Linked DNA regions of Homo sapiens: region 2 is linked to region 1. A link is an interaction called in ENCODE POLR2A ChIA-PET data of the cell type or tissue named here. Cell type or tissue: OCI-LY7. All regions are shown on one strand. Each heading gives the region's core, and the rest is flanking DNA. Links, peaks and the distances in the headings are about the cores only.

Region 1 (5,502 bases), core at 216-5,215:
GACTTAAGTCTTTAATCTATCTGAGTTAATTTTTGTATATGGTGAATTAGGGATCCAGGTTCATTCTACATATGACTATCCAATTTTCCCAGTATCTTTTAGTGAATAGGCTGTCATCTCCCCAGAATATGTTTTTGTCTGTTTTGTCAAAGATCAGTTTGTTTTAAGTATTTTGCTTTATTTCTGGGTTCTCTATTATGTTCCATTGGTCTGTGTGTCTACTTTTATATCAGTAAAGCATGGGATATTTAAAAAATAATTTGCTGTTGTTGTATTTTAAGGATATTAGTCTGCAATTGATTAGGATGGAGAGCTGACTCTTCCTCACAGATAGCTTGAGAAGCCCTGCCCTAGACCTTCCCTCCTCCCAGCCTTGCATTTCTCAATCTCAGGTTAGCTGGGCAATCTGCAGAGATGGATCCATTGCAAATGACTAGGACACCTCATTGTGGAGCTGTGGCTTTATTCTACATCTTATCTTCCCAATGTTTCATGATATTTCACTGTTGGCCACCTCTTTTTTTCTTAAAATGTCCTCGCTCTAAGATTATTGGTTCTCTTAGATGATTTTTTCATCTTCCTCCCACCTTCTAATCCACATTCACCAGGGAATAGTACGGTTGGAAGTGAGCTAATTTGGGAACAGTAATTTGTCTTGAGCGTAGGATGGTGAGAGTGGGAAGCTAGGGGAAAGGTCGGCAGGGAGAGGAGCAGCGCATATGGAATTCAGATGAGAGGCGGATAGAGCTCACATAAAGGCAGCAGTCAGGTGGTGCAGAGGAGAGGAAAGGACCAGGTTGAAAAATGATTAGGAGGGAGACAATAGCAGGAGGCAGTTTTGTATATGGTGAGAGATAGGGATCCAGTTTCATTTTTCACTCCCATTCACACTGTCATACTGTAGGATGTGAGGAGGGGAAACAGCTGATTCTGATCAGCTCCTAGGCTTGAGTAATGGGATTCTAGGGAGAATCAAATTCACCTAGATGTCTCTCTAGCCCCTGAAAGTTAAAGTCAACCTATCTAAAATGAACCCCTTTCATCTTCCTCTCCCAGCTCCTTCCTCTCACCCCCAACTCCTCCTCCTGACTGCCATTCTGTGAGCAGGATCACCATTTTTCCAGTCATCTAGGCTCAAAACCTAGGGTCAGCTCTACCTCCTTTCCTCTTCTATGTGCCATCTTTTGGGAAGTCCTATAGAGCCTATTTCCATAGACTCACTCTCTGCCAGGCTCTCATTTCCATTCATATTCCTTAGCAACCAGCTAGACCAGACTTATTACCTCTAGCTAGGCTCCTGCAATGTTCTCCTCATGTGGCTTCTCCTCAACAGCCTCTCTGTGCTCTGTGCCACCTTGCATCCCTGCCAAATCAGCTTACAACACAGCTTCAAGCGCATCTTCCCTCCCTCAGATCCTCAATATCCCACGTTGTCTACTAATGCTAGCTAGTCTCCTCCCTGAGAATTCAGGGCCCTCCATGATCTGGTTCTAGTAGATGCTTTAAGGCTCACCTTCTGCCCTGTGTTATTGAGCTCTCTGCATGTGGGGCTCTGTGCTAGGTCCTAACTGCATGAGAGACCATGGAGGGAAGGCAAGGGTCACTGGAGCACACAATAAGGGATTTTAGCCCTACTCAGGAGTCTGATTAGGTTGAATCCCAAAACAGTTTTAGGAATTACACAGAAAGGCCTAGGATATTTGAAAGAATGAGAGTCAGGCTTTTCTTGCCTAGAAGAAAAGCTAGTGTCTGAATCACAGAGGAAAGGGACAAGTTAAAAATGGTAGAGAGGGTACAAGGCAACTAGCTTAAGAATGTGGGACTTAATTCTACGGGCAGTGGAAAACCATGGAAAGGTTTTAAGCAGGGGTGTGGAATGATCAGATTTGCCTTTTAAGAAGTTCTCTCTAGCTGCTGTATGCATTTGCTATTGGTTACCTTTTTTTTTTTCCCAAAAGCTTTCTTTCACTAAAAATTTTAACCCTACATTAATTTGTTTAAATCTCCAGGTAAGTTGGGAATTCCAACACTTATTTTTCAAAAGACAATTTCATATAATAGCCCTCTTGCTTGCCCTCTGTTCTTTAGGACACAATCTGGGAAATGCTGACTTAAATAATTTCCTCTGTCTGGGATGCCTCTTTGCCCATTTTCCTGTTGAATTCCAGCCCATCTTGCCAGACCTTGATCCAAGCCATCTTTCTAGTCCTGGCTCAGATGTCAAACCTAGAGTCAGCTTTCTTCATCCCTAAGCCAAGGTTTCTTTCAGATCTTAAAATGCTACCATTCTAGGCTATCAGAAACTTCTGTCTTTTTTGAACCCCTATAGTGCCTGGTTGATAAATGTCTTGGGCACTCATCAGACTACCTTGTCTTTGAGCAGATGTATGTGTGTGTCTTCATTCCCTTTTGAAGGCAAGGTTTAGAGGTTATTAGTTTCTATGTCTTTCTCACATTCCCCATGTCTTTTCCTAATGTTGGGAAAGTGCCTTGTCCAGAGGAGAAGCTTGATTGATGTTTCATTAATTCTCATCCCTTTAGAAGCCACACTCGCACTATTCTAGGCCACTTATAAATGCAGCTCCTTTGTATCTTTGGCAGCACTGCAGCCCTCCCAGCTTTGTCTGGGCATCTGTCAGGGTTCACTGCCTGCAGGTGTGCTGGAAGGAAGACAACCAGGGAGAGCTCTCCCGTACTCAGTGCTCAGTTCACTAGGATCCAGAAAGCCCTGGCACCCTCCTCTCACCCACAGTATCCTTTTCTCCCCCAGATGGAAGCTCTGGAATGCCTCCTTCAGGGACTTCTGGAAAGCACAGATCAAGCCAGGCACTGAAGTGTGCATTCATGTCTCCTCTTAGTGCTCTCTCAGTTTCCCAGTTGGTGAGCCGGGGAAGCAAAGGTCTGTTTCCTGTTGTGTCTATGGTGTTTTCTCAGCCTGCACCTAAGAATAGGCTTTCTTTGGTCTGAAGGGCATGGCAGCTGTGTTTCCCCTTTTGTGACAATGTGTGTGTGGTGAAGGCAAGTGGGGAGTAATGGCTTTTGTCAGGAGTTTGTCCTCCCCCACGTCACTGTCAGCTCGCCTTGCTGGGGCTTGTTCCCCTCACTCCTTGTGGGAAGGACTGTCAAAGGATGTCAAGATGAATTCGCTGCTCCTACTTGCGCCTTTTCTTTCTCTCTCTCTCTCGCCCCCTCTTCTCTTTTGATTCTGTCTTGATGTCATCTCTTCAAAGTATACTACCTGTAAAATATTGATTCACAGCAGGCTGCATCTGCCAGGATCAGATTTCTCCTCTTCTGGCAGCGGTAATAAACGACCACAGACACAGCAGACCTGGTGCCAGCTTCATCGCCGCCTCACACACACATCCGTCTGTCTTTTGCCTGACTCTACATAATGAAACAGCATCCAGGGACATTTCAGAAGTACGGAGACCAAGTAGCAAACCAGTGGGGACATAAAAGAGCCAGGGGTGCCTGCAAACAAAGGATGTAACAGGTCTCACCCCAAGCAGCAGATGAATCAGAAGCTCCCTCATTTCCTGATGGCAACTGGAAAAATAGGAAAGGAAACAAAGCCTCCAGTTAACTGCCAACAGTGTAATCGCAGTGGTCCTCCGCTTCCTTTTCTTCCTCCTTTCCCTCAGTCATCTTGAGCCACTTTGTAGAATAGTACCTTGAAGCATTCATAACTCATGAGCCCTGCTGGGCATATCATAACTAGAGGAAGAGCTTATGTAATAGGGGGGACATGAATTTTGTTTGCATAGGAACCAGAGAATCAATAGAGTCTCAGGGTGATAAAGAGCTTGGACTCTGGAGCCAGAGCTGGGTCGGGTACATGGCTTTGCCACTTACCATCCATGTGACTTAGGGAAAGTCACTAAACATACCTATGTCTCAGTTTCCTTGTTGGTATAATGTCTTGCTAGTATGACGAAGTGAATTTATAGTCATAAGGCATTTAGAACACTGCTTGGCACATAGCACTATTAAAATGCTTACTAAATAGACACATACAATTTCCCTGATGGCAGTCAAAAGTCCTAGTTAATGGTAACAGTGTGGACATTCCTCTTCCTTTTTGGGGGATTGAAACTAATCCTCATGGAAGTGCTCCTGGGCAGATAGGCAGCTGGGACATGAGTAACCCTCGGAGGAGCCCAAATATTCTCCTCCTGCCTTGTTTGCAAATGTGCGCTGTTCAAAGGTGTCCCACTCTCAGAGAAGGTGACTCTTTATTCAGAAGCTCAGCAGTTGTGGGAAGAGTTTTCTGAACCTCAGTGGTGTGTGTCTCTGTCATTCACATGCTGGCTGGAAGAGGAAATATTAAAAAGAGAAGCGGCCATCCGAAGTCAGTAAATCCGTCATCAGAGATGACAGCTGTGGGTTTGCATTCTTGTTTTACTGCGACTTTGAGCAAGTTGGTGAAGGTGGTGGTGGCGTCCAGCTCTGGCCTGTGAAGAGTTATGATTTTCGACTGTGTTAAGCTACTGAAGGGACCCTACCACTTAGCACCCTCCGGGGAGCCTTCCCTTTTGCAGTAGAGGGAAATTTACCCCTTGTGACCAACTGTTAAGCTTCCTTTGAAGCCTCTTTTAATTCAGACTTGGTTCAGCTCATGATGGCTTCAGAGTCAGGGGGGAAAACATTTACGATATGACAAACTAGCAACCTGTATTTTTTACGTACTCTTAGAGAAATCATGGGTCTTTTATACTCGTGTTCTTTTGCTTTTTGTTGGGAGAGATGTCCTTTGAGACCCATCAGTTCCTCACTTTATATTCTTTCTCCTCTTCAAGCCTCAAAGCCTCCCTGCACAGTAGCAGGCTTCCCTTTGATGAGGCAGGCTGGAGGAAGTTTCATCTGAAGCCTGCCAGAGTCAATGGTCTGTGGTCGAAAGGGGGACTGCTGAGTCAAGTGAAGCAGACATCCCTTCACCATGGGGTTTCATTTCTTCAGAATGAGGAGGCTTATTTTCATTCCCCCAAAGGCCTTAAAGGACACTATGATCTCATGGGCTTCGTGTGGGCCCAATGTGCCCAGTTTCTCACCTCGATCGACATGCTCCATAGAACTGTCTTGTTCTTCTTTTTGCAGGGGTCCTAAATTATTATTTCTGTCTTTTCACATTTACAGCAGGAAGTTAGCACTGTGCAAAGAATCTCTGGATATCCAATGGTGGGATTGTGGGAGACTTCAGACTATCTGAACACAAAGAGTAATAAATGAGGTGTCAGCAGGAAGACATAAGGGCTAAATCTTGAACCAGAGCCAAGCTCTGCAAAGGCATATGGAGATTGACTGTCCCCTATACAGAGGGGAGATTAAGGGGGTGCTATTTGGAAACCATGTGTAGGAGCACAGTGGCATGATTAACTACCTAGGCCTGGAGCTCAGTTCTGCAATTGTATGGCCTTAGGCAAAATGACTTTACCTCTCTGTGTCTCCAGATCCTCATCTTCACAATGGGGTGTTATGAGGATGGAACGGGATAATTCATAT
Region 2 (5,502 bases), core at 234-5,233, 240 kb after region 1:
CAGCCTAATATATATGACTTTGTTATTGTCTTTATATGATGATTAAGTGTGGTTCAAGGAGATGCATATGGGTGCCATCTTGGCAAGGAGTGGACTTGTGATGGTTAATTTCATCTGTCAACTTGGCTGGACCATAGGATGCCCAGATAATTAGTCAAACATTATTCTGGGTGTTTCTGTGAGGGTATTTTGGATGAGAGTAACATTTAAATTGGTGGACTTTGTGTAAAGCAGATTGCCCTCCGTAATGTGGGTGGGCCTCATTTAATCATTTGAAGGCCTGCAGAGAGCAAAAAGACTGCCCTCCCTAATGCAAGACAGAATTTCTCCATCAGCCTGCCTTTGGACTTCACTGAGACTTTTGACTCTTCCTGGTTCTACCACAGACTGCCTTCACATGCAAATTGGGATGCTGGCTCTCCAAACTGCTGGCCTTCAGACTGGAACTTCAGAGCATCAGCTCTCCTGGGTCTCCAGCCCACCAGCCTTCCCTAAAGATTTTGTACTTGCCAGCCTTCATAATCACAGGAGCCAATTCCTATAATAAATCTCTTTCTCTGTGTGTACACATTCTATTGGTTCTGAATAACTAATATTCTTCCCAATAAAGCCAAAAATGCTAGTGACCTACAAATTATATACAGGAAAAGAAAGATATTTTATTAACTGGATTCAAAACACTTTACAGGTACTAAAGGCCATGACTCAGAGCTAACAGAAGTTTGCATTATATACACTTTATCTGAGAGATCTAGTCATTCATTGGGTGTTAAGTGTGTAGACTTTTCTATTTCCATGCTCTTGCCTGCCTTATAAACGTCTACTTAATCTTTATAATAAACACCATTTTTGTAGGACTTTTGCTTAAGAATATTTAAGTTAAATATTTTATCACTGCATTTTAAAAAACTCTGTAAGCTAACATAACACTGATACACAAATCTACTTTGAACTTTCATTTATTACCAATAATGGTAATTTAGTTTCTTTTTTTATAAAATGTTTTTGATGCATTCAGCACTACCTAATATATGTAAGCTGAATACAAGCTAGGAAGCAAAATAAAAATTACATTAAATATCTTGCTACTACATTCATTAAATCAATTATATATGATCCTGGGCTACAGAAAAAATTACAAAATTATGAAATATGTTTTGAAAATAATCTCAGAAACTTGTGAGATATTGAGGCTCTGTAGAACAGTTTACAAAACAAAATGCAAGAAATTATGTATAGCATTCGTAGGCTTCTTATAAGAAAAAAAAGCAATTTTTGAAGTTCCTTCAAGGACAAAAGATAATGGATGTTTTTATAGTTTGCATCTGGACTAACTCTATTAGCATCATTAGTGGTAATGTATTCCAGAAGCCATTTAATGTAATGATGCAGATAATATTTTTTTCATTAAGAATGTTGTGGAATTTCAAATAACATTTTTAAGATGAAATATTTTAATATTTTAAGAGCAGTTTTCTCAAAAGATCTATTAACCTATATAGAAAGAAATAGGAAAACTGTAGGTTAAGAGACTACTAAAAATCTTCACTTTTGTAACTCACCTACGAATTGGTACAACCAATAAGTTGCTAAGACAGAAAGGAAAAAGTTCCTTTACTTTTATGTCTTAGCCTAGAGATGTTTAAAATATAAGCATTATCATATTAAAAGTACGTTAATTATCATGCACATGATTCTTAATTCCTTTTTTTTTCCTATTCAGTCACCTTTTAACGTTTCTTGAACCTCCATCCTTTCTTTGGAAAAACACCCCTCTCAGACTCTCAGGACATGTGGTTTGGGTGGGGCTATTTCCTTGGTTTTAAAGATTGATATATGATGTGGAAACTAGGCAATCAAAGCACCTCCCCACTTCCACACTCCACGCCCACGTGCTTGCATGCGCGTGTGCACACACACAAACTCAAAAAGTTTTCTGGGCCTTGGGTGGCTGGGACTTCTGGTAGTACCAAATAGATGCCTAGCATACTACCAAGCTTTCTAGACAACAGAATGAGTTCGCATGCCAGGAAAGGAAGAGAGCCAGACTCAGTCCTATAATCTAATTTGTCCTCATGGATAGAGCCACTGCAGAAGTTGCATGATCTAATAAATCTTCTTTGCTTGAGTTTTTCGTTTGTTAAGCCTATTTAGTTTCGGTTGTTTGCAAATGAAAGAGTCCTAATAGTCATACACTACTATTTTTAAAAAATATATTCTTATAAGCAACTCTTTCTCCTACCCATTTCTTAAAAAGGACAATATCCCTTTGTCATTTCCAGGTGTTCCCCACATCCTACTTCTTCCTACTTCTTCCTGCTATCATCCTACTTATTCCTGCTAAATATCATTTTCTCACATTAATAAACACTGCAGAATCATTTTCTTATATTACCCCTCCTAGGTTTGAGTTCTTTTCCAACTAAGAATTTAAATTGAGTCAGCTTGCACCTAATATTCACCTGCTTCTGTTCTTCTAGAAGTTGGTATGAATTTATGGACTTGGATTATAAATTCCTCATGGCAATTACAAGTAAGATTGATATTTGAGTAGTTCACGGTTCCCCACACACTTAGAAATAAGTGTCAAGCAGTATCATTTGGACTGGTTAGTTGAAAATTGTATCTAGTGTAAAGTCCTTCACTCACATTTGACATACCTCAGAGGATTGTAAGTTGGGCAGGAATGGCACCTCAAGAACCTTTAAATGTTGAGTTTTACTATGATGCAGAACAGGTAAGATTTTTTTTCTTTGTGAAAATTTTCCTATAACTTGACCTCACAGTGAAAGTATGCTAAACTTACAACAAACCCATTCTCATATCACTCTTTCAGTTATTTATTGCTGCATTGTGACCCTTCAAAATGTATGTCTTGAAGCAATAATGCTTATTTCTCATGATTCTGTGGACTGTTTGGGCAATTCTTCTGTTCTCTGGAAGTGTGTATGTGTTTGTGTTGTGTTGGCACATATCATGTACCTGAGCTCACTTGGGGCTTCAATCAGCTAGCTGATTGGCTGGGATTAGGGTTAGCTGGGTTGTTTGCTGAGTACCTCGTTTCTGTCTTCTCTCAGCACTTCCAAGACTGCAAAAATAGAAGTTACAAGATCTCTTAAAACGTAGCTTTGCAAGCCATCCAGGGTCATTTCTAAAACTGCATTTTATTAATCAAAACAAGAATCAGCCCAGCTTAGGTAGGGTTGGTGATGGTGGGAATAACTTTACCACTTTATGAGAGATGTGGCAAAATCCCACTGTAGAAAGTGTGCAGGATGGAGGCTATTGTAACCATCTTTGGAAACAAGGTACCACACTTATTTTTATTTATAATTGGAGAAAAACTCCTTTTGATGCATACAGCAGAATTCTTCCTGAATCACTTGATACTCATAAAAGTATTCAAAATGAAAAATAATGTTTTTCATTCAGAAGTAAATATTTCTGAAGTGGAAACTATTAGAACATGCAGTTATTTATAAGTCACACATATGCTGGGATATTTTTCTTTTTCTTATATACACAATTGAGCTGATAATCTGTAAAACATGTAGGCCTTGCTCTTATTCAAAAAGGCAAAACATAAATATTGTTATCACTATCCATTCTGTCTTTTACTTTTCTCTGTAGTGTTTCAATTTTTTGAAAACATAAATGGTTTGGAAGGGCCATACAGGCCTTTAAACCAAAGTATTGCATTATGTAAGTCTGAAAAGTGCAGCAGTATATGCAAGATGCTTGTCTTTTGCATTTGAGATATTTTTAAATGTTCTATGAAGTGTGATTTATTCAAAAGTTTTACATAATTTATATAGTTTTAAAACAAAAACTCTCAAGAATACAAATATGTGTGTAAAAATATAAAGACATTCATAGAAATGGTAAACACCAAATTCAGCATGGTGGATACCTCGGGTGAAGAAGAGAGGAAAAGGTGATCAAGCAGCTGTAACTCAGGGGAAGTAACATGTTGGCAATACTTTATTTCTTAAACTGTGTGATAGGTGTGCAGGTAATTGTTAAATTTTTCTTTATATCTTTCTATGGAAAATACTGCAAAATTATAAAGAGAATTTTATATTTTATATTTATCATCTAATTAAGATGCCATCAGATCTATGCTACATGAAGCTTTTTCAGAAATAAACTTTTTTATTGGTTTCTAAAATGTTGCCTCACTATAGAGATAATTCTGAAAATTTAGCCTCCCATGCGGTACCATTTCATAATAGCTTTTTCCTTTTCTTTCCGATTTGAGAGACCATGCTAATAACAGCAGAGAGGCAGGGCATCCTGCAAGTTTTCCCACTCCATACATGCACCTTCTAACTCAGAGCCAATAGCCTCTCTAGTCCACTTAGTTGCATCTGAGAGGTTATGGTACATTTTGTGAAATATACAGGGGGTATATGTGGGAGTAGTTTGTCTACATCTGAAAAAATGCTAGCAAAATGACTCCGAAAACTTTAATTCCCTTAACAAATTAGAGCAAAATTTTATTCTGACAAATGTTACATAAAATAATTTCTTGGTTTTTTCCCAGTAGCCTAAAAATTTTAATTTTTTTTTTTTTTTTTTTTTTGAGATGGAGTCTCGCTCTGTCGCCCAGGCTGGAGTGCAGTGGCGCAATCTCTGCTCACTGCAAGCTCCGCCTCTCGGATTCACGCCATTCTCCTGCCTCAACCTCCCAAGTAGCTGGGACTACAGGCGCCCGCCACCACGCCCAGCTAATTTTTTGTATTTTAAGTAGAGATGGGGTTTCACCGTGTTAGCCAGGATGGTCTCGATCTCCTGACCTCGTGATCCGCCCATCTCGGCCTCCCAAAGTGCTGGGATTACAGGCGTGAGCCACTGTGCCTGACCAAAAATTTTAATTTCTAACTAACATTTTCAGGTGAAAAGTTTTTTTTTTTAAAATATGAATGCTATGTAGGGAGCTTCCAAGAAAAAGAAATTAATGACCTCTGGTTAGCTTTATTTTAAATAAGAAGTGGAAAATAGAACTAACTTAGGTTGACTATCTATAGCACAGAGAAGAAGAAGAGAAATTATGTGGAAGTCAGTTCATGCTCTGTTTTTATTTTTCCCCTAGCTTTATTAAGGTATAATTAACAAATAAAAACTGTGTACATTTATGGTATATAACATTTTGATATATGTATATTTTATGATATGATTACATCAAGCTAATATATCATCCATCGGGAGGCCAAGGTGGGCGTATCACGAGGTCAGGAGATTGAGACCATCTTTGCTAACACGGTGAAACCCCTATCTACTAAAAATACAAAAAAAAATTAGCCAGGCGTGGTAGTGGGCGCCTGTAGTCCCAGCTACTCAGGAGGCTGAGGCAGGAGAATGGCGTGAACCCAGGAGGCCGAGCTTGTAGTGAGCTGAGATCGCGCCACTGCACTCCAGCCTGGGCGACAGAGTGAGACTCCATCTCAAAAATAAATAAAAATAAAATAAAATATAAATATATATATTCCATCACTTCATATA

Evidence for each region. Peaks named below come from ENCODE experiments on the same cell type or tissue, not always from the same donor. Only the 100,000 strongest peaks of a DNase experiment are listed, where the experiment ranks them.
Region 2: POLR2A ChIA-PET joins it to region 1 with 8 read pairs; 2 of 35 experiments call an interaction of 5 or more read pairs at or near these places.

Annotation. Positions count from the first base shown.
Region 1 is chr6:99,091,596-99,097,097 of GRCh38, reverse strand. No RefSeq gene overlaps it. Among named protein-coding and RNA genes, the nearest start is that of MIR548AI, 30 kb to the left of the region's middle. In OCI-LY7, for the core only: no CTCF peak of the experiment used is centred there; DNase peaks (open chromatin) are centred at 2,647, 2,947 and 4,887; H3K4me3 peaks cover 1,137 bases; H3K27ac peaks cover 3,025 bases.
Region 2 is chr6:98,852,348-98,857,849 of GRCh38, reverse strand. No RefSeq gene overlaps it. Among named protein-coding and RNA genes, the nearest start is that of POU3F2, 21 kb to the right of the region's middle. In OCI-LY7, for the core only: no CTCF peak of the experiment used is centred there; no DNase peak of the experiment used is centred there.